Regions from separate parts of the Homo sapiens genome. Here region 1 is linked to region 2. The links are chromatin loops, found by intact Hi-C in ENCODE. Cell type or tissue: Calu3. All regions are shown on one strand. Region 1 holds the start of LOC105370870 (a long non-coding RNA gene). Region 2 overlaps IQCH (IQ motif containing H).

What was found. Peaks named below come from ENCODE experiments on the same cell type or tissue, not always from the same donor. Only the 100,000 strongest peaks of a DNase experiment are listed, where the experiment ranks them.
Region 1: a loop joins it to region 2, with 4 times the contacts of the local background. A loop is called at or near these places in 12 of 110 quality-filtered maps.

The regions. Positions count from the first base shown.
Region 1 is chr15:67,832,466-67,834,965 of GRCh38, reverse strand. SKOR1 (SKI family transcriptional corepressor 1) reads right to left here. Exons shown (of 9, transcript NM_001365915.1): 7 at 2,285-2,359; 8 at 1,709-1,774; 9 at 384-1,224. The coding sequence ends at 1,130. SKOR1-AS1 (SKOR1 antisense RNA 1) reads left to right here. Exons shown (of 3, transcript NR_120345.1): 3 at 1-658. It overlaps LOC105370870 (a long non-coding RNA gene), which reads left to right and starts at 2,369. Exons shown (of 4, transcript XR_932395.3): 1 at 2,369-2,500. RefSeq lists a silencer at 909-1,058 and an enhancer at 635-1,471. In Calu3, a CTCF peak has its summit at 964 (motif pointing right); a DNase peak (open chromatin) is centred at 985.
Region 2 is chr15:67,383,557-67,386,056 of GRCh38, reverse strand. It overlaps IQCH (IQ motif containing H), which reads right to left. Exons shown (of 21, transcript NM_001031715.3): 11 at 1,038-1,121. Among named protein-coding and RNA genes, the nearest start is that of IQCH, 130 kb to the right of the region's middle. In Calu3, no CTCF peak of the experiment used is centred here; no DNase peak of the experiment used is centred here.

The DNA.
Region 1 (2,500 bases), 450 kb before region 2:
GATTCCCGGCAGGGCGCCCTGTCTGTGAGCGCCCCGGAGGTAACTTCCCCGGTGTGGCAGGCGTGGAAATGGGCATGGATGAACCCTCGGCGCCTTCGAGCTCTTGAGGAAAGAGCCCGGGACCGCTGCGCTAAGGACCGTGACGTAATGCCCCTCCTCCATTCCGGGCCCAAGGGAGGGTCCTAAACGCGGAGAGGGAGTGCCCTGTGGGGGAAAACTGAGTGTGTCTGGAGGGCACAGTGGAGAGGTTGAGTGCTCGCTGCTGCCCACTTGAGCAGGCCCGATTCTGACCCTGGGAGCCCCAGAACCCGCGGGGCGGCTCCCACCCCCACCTGTTGCACGGTGTTCCGCCGCCCCGCTCCGCCGGTGCACTCCCACCTCCGTAGCCCCAGAAGTGACATCTTTTATTATTATTATTATTATTATTAAAAACGAAAGTCACGGGTACAGGGTGGTCTCCCCAAACAGGCTCCAGGTGGTTGCCATCTCGTGAGTCAGTTGTCGCCCTTTTAAAGTGCTGTTACATCAAGAGGTTACAACAAAAAATAGCCAAAGCAAAATCCAAAGGGGAATGCAAAACGGGACTGGAAGTGGGTCCAGGAGAAGGAAGCAAAAATAACTTACAGCATAAATAAATTAAAGTGAACCTAATACTGAACCGAGAGACTCACAGTACATTTATATCCATTGCACATAGCCACTTTGTCATTAGGAACAGGAGTTTCAGAAGTGGACGGGACGGGGAGTGCGGGGCAGGCGCCAGCGAAGTTGCTACATTGTATTCACAATCGGGTTCAAGGCTATACAATGGGAGGGGGCGCTCTCCCCTCCCGCCCCCCGTCTGTCCAGTTAACCCCTTGAGGTCCGATGCCCTAGAGTTCACACGGGGTAGGGGGATTTGAGGCGCGAGGCGGTATTTACACTTGGAAACCAAGCCGGGGCCCTGGACAGGGACGCCCGGGAGGGGGCGGGCAAGGCCGGGGAGCCCGGGAGGAAGGCGGGCGGACGGGCGGCTGTATTTACATCGGTCGGGTCCGAATGGCTTGTTCCTCGCTCAGGGCCACCGCAGCAGCGGGTATTTACAAGGAGCAGCATGGCTTGAGGGCGCAGGGGTGCGGCCAGGCCGGCCCTAGGGCAACAGCGGTGGCTTGAAGGAGCAGTTGCCAGTGCAGTGGCGGGGCGTCAGCATCTTGCAGGAGAAATGGTGCAGGGCGTCGTGGGCTTCTGGGGAGACAGTCGCGAGGGTCACTCTGGGCGCCTCTCCAGGCTCACCTCACCGCGCAGTCCACCCTTTCCCCTCCCCGGCCTTACCAACCCTTTGGGGTCAGGGAATCTCAACCGAGCGGATCAGGAGGAGGCAGGAGGGTAGGACAAAAGCTGGTGATTCAGAACCACTGCTCTGGTTCAGTAGCCCCATTTTACAGAAAAGGAAACTGAGGCACAGTAAGAGAGGAGTCAACCTGCTCAAAGCCAGAATTGGTAATAGAAGGCAGATTTTTCTGACGTCCAAAGCCCAAGGGGCTCTTTCTTTTTACCCCCACCATCCTAGAATAATCTTCCCGTTAAAATCAGTTCCCACTTTTCTCCCTCACAGATCCTGATCCACGTGGATCGTGGCCTTCCTCACTAGTCCCACTATTCATTCATTCAGTCGACAGCACGGCCGGCACCCAGCACCCCTCCTATCTTTGTTTCCCGGCTTCCGCACCTTTCAATTTCTGCTGGATGGCATAGCGCGCCTTCCGCTCCTGGTCGAGTTCGTTACACAGGGTATCTGGAAGACAAGGGGAGGGGCCAGTGAGGAAACGCAGACCACCCTCCGAAAGGCCGGGGTCACAGCCCGGGCTTCCTCCTCTCCCCAGGGCTAAGCTCCGCGCAGAAACAACTCCAGGGATGGGGGAGGGGGTACCGGAGCTCCTAACTGCAGACTGGCGGAGGAAGGAAATGGCCTGGGATGGCGCTTAAAGGCAGATGGATCTAACCAAAATTAAAGCAAACTTAGGCATTACTTCCCAGGTAATTTTACGCCTCGATTTTTAATTTAGAAACCATGGAAATTGCCGCGATAAGAAGTTCAATCACTCCATGTAATGATGCCTGCAAGCCGTTTGCTGGGCTCGCTTGCCATTCTGAGGCTAATCAGAGTATACAAAGCATATTAAATAAAAAAATAATTGTTAAATTACCTTCAATTTAAATCCAAATGACTGAGCCAACATTGCGGCTCCTGCCAGACGAGAGGCAGTTACGGCCCGTGCACGAGCTCACCTGACTCCCGTCTTACCTCTGACAATTTGCAGCTGTTGCACCATTTCTTCTCGATAAGCCAATTCCCTCTTCATTTGATCCTGAAAATTATCTGTGCAAATTGATTAAGTGAGAGCTGTTACGCACAGCCCCCTCTCCCGGCTCCACTTTCTCACTCCTGGCCCCCCCTTTCACCCCTACCCCCAACTCCCACCCAGCCATTCGCCTGCAGCCCTGGAAAAGGACAGTTTCT
Region 2 (2,500 bases):
CTAGATAATAGATTAAAGCAATTATGATTATTATTTTAGGACACTGTAAATTTCTAGTACTGATGTATTTTTTGATACCAAATAGCATTTATAAAATAATAATGATGCTGAAATATATATGAATCATGTAAAGCATGTCATTCCAGGGAGCCAGTTAAGTTGGTCCTTGATCATTTAAAATTCTTCCTTGTTTTTCTTAAATAAGGGCCAAAGAAATTGTATTTTAACAAAGCAAAGAAGTTCTTATTTGGTAACTAATACAAATCTAATTTTTGTGTAACCTTGAATTTTTGGCAAGTATCTCACAAACAGATTCAATGTTATTGCTTAGCTTTTGCAACCTATATTCTTAGAGCCTAATCGGAACCCGGGCCTTGAACAGTGTCAACCAAAGCTATCACATTCAGGCATCCTTCTCTCCTGGCTCCAGATGGGTGTCTGATTAAGAACTGACCAAACCAGTATCAGAACCTGACTTTTACAAAGATGTATACATCACTGAATCAAGGTCTGTATTTCTAAAAATTCCCTCCATTAAGCACTTCACGTTTTCTAATAATAAGATGCTCTATATTTAAATAAAAGCTTCTTTTAAAAATCTATCTTAATTTTCCCCTTTTTCTTCTTATGAAAACACAATGCTTCATTTCTGATACCACCTTTCACACATTCCCCAGATACTATAAGAGACAAGACTGACACAAATGTAAAACTTTGACTTCACTCACTGTAAGATTCAGTAAATAAAGATTTCGGTTTATAGGAGAGAAATTCTGATCCAAACCTGCAGCAAAGATAATCTAGAAAACTGCCCAAGTAAATTGGTTAAAATGTCATTTTTTATTCAAGTTGATTTTACTACAAATATGTTTTTTAAAATAAAACATTTAATTGCCCTGTAAGTAGATTAAACATCTGAGCTTTTTCCTTGTAGAGGAAAAAAATAAGCAAAAAACAAACAAACAAAACAACACATTCTATCAACATCCACTGATAAACATTCCAAAGAGTCATTTGTGTAAAACTATTTACTGTACCTAAGATGTCACACAGCCTCCCCAGCTGCATGTTCTGCTGTGTGTTGAAATCGGCAATATGTTCTCTCACAGGCTGGGAATACCCTAAAAGGCAAACAAGGTGTCAAAACACAGAAAGAGCAAGTCGATATAGCAAAATGGCACAAGAGAATTTCAAAATGTCACAGTCCATATTTCCAGGAAAAAATTTTCTCTGAAGCATCTTACAGAAACAACCCAATCCCGAAGAATGAGGTGCTTGTTTCTCGGGGGAATTAAACATTATTCTGGAAGATGTGCTAAGCAACATACTCTGTAACAGAGGGGTTCACATTTTTCAGTACCAACAAGGCTGCTAAGAATCAAGATGACAAAACATGGAGAAAATTTCTGACATGCAATATGAATGTTTACAAGGATGTGTAAGAAAATTATGCTCAGGTTAAAAAAAATATCGTTTTGGCTTCTTAATGTGAGCTTCTTATGTGGTATTTTGAAGATGTGTTCCAGAATCATTCTAAAGTGACACATAGATTTCAGATAAATCCCTTGCTGTCAGGAATATGTATTTAAATAATTCAAATACTAAAGAAATCAGCTTCTGCTCACGGTCACAAGAACTTTTAACTTTCAAAGGGCAAGAAGAGCTAATGCAGTTACTTTGTCAGTACTAATAAAAGTCCTGCAGTTTGCCTTCATTTCCACTGGAAACGTAGCAGAAGGGAAAACACATATGAATTACTATTGTCCAAAAATCTCTCACAAAAGAAACAACAGCGGAAATACTTTCTGCTGATATTTCAGGTCATTAAAAAAAGTGAATCAAAACATAAACTTAAAAAGCATGCATACTCACAAGCAGGTATAACTGCTTATATGAAATTCAACAACTGTAGGTGTAACTTTTTTTTTCTTCATTAAAATTGCTTTTCACATTTTGAAGAGATGCTTCAATGCCTCCTTGTGGTTAGTGAGCCCAAACACACATTTCAAGTTAAACTGCTCTAGATAAAGTGATTTTATATACTACATCTTCAAGATGTGACACACATTTCCTTTTCAGCCTAAGGAAAACTATAGCAATTCAGGCAATGGGGCTTCAGACCAAATGAACTCTGATAATTGGCTCTTTGCTTTGATGTCAGTGTTTAAACACTAGACAATGTCTGGAAATTAAATGACTTTACAATCATCTAAAAGTCTCTCTTTGCTTTGCATCTGGACTTAAGAATTAAAGAGAGAGGCAGAAGGACAAATGAGCTGTTCGAATCATTTTTGAAAAATTACTAATCTTTCAAATAATTTAGAGAACCATTCCACATATAAAAGCTAATATAGGCAGTTACAACTCCAATGTCTTTATGTGTGACTGCAATATTGTAACTTGGGATTTTGCATATGTATAATTTTATCTATATTCAAATAAATGTTTAGAAAGATGTATTGTGGATAACATATAGCAAGAGTATAAAAAGGCAGGAAAA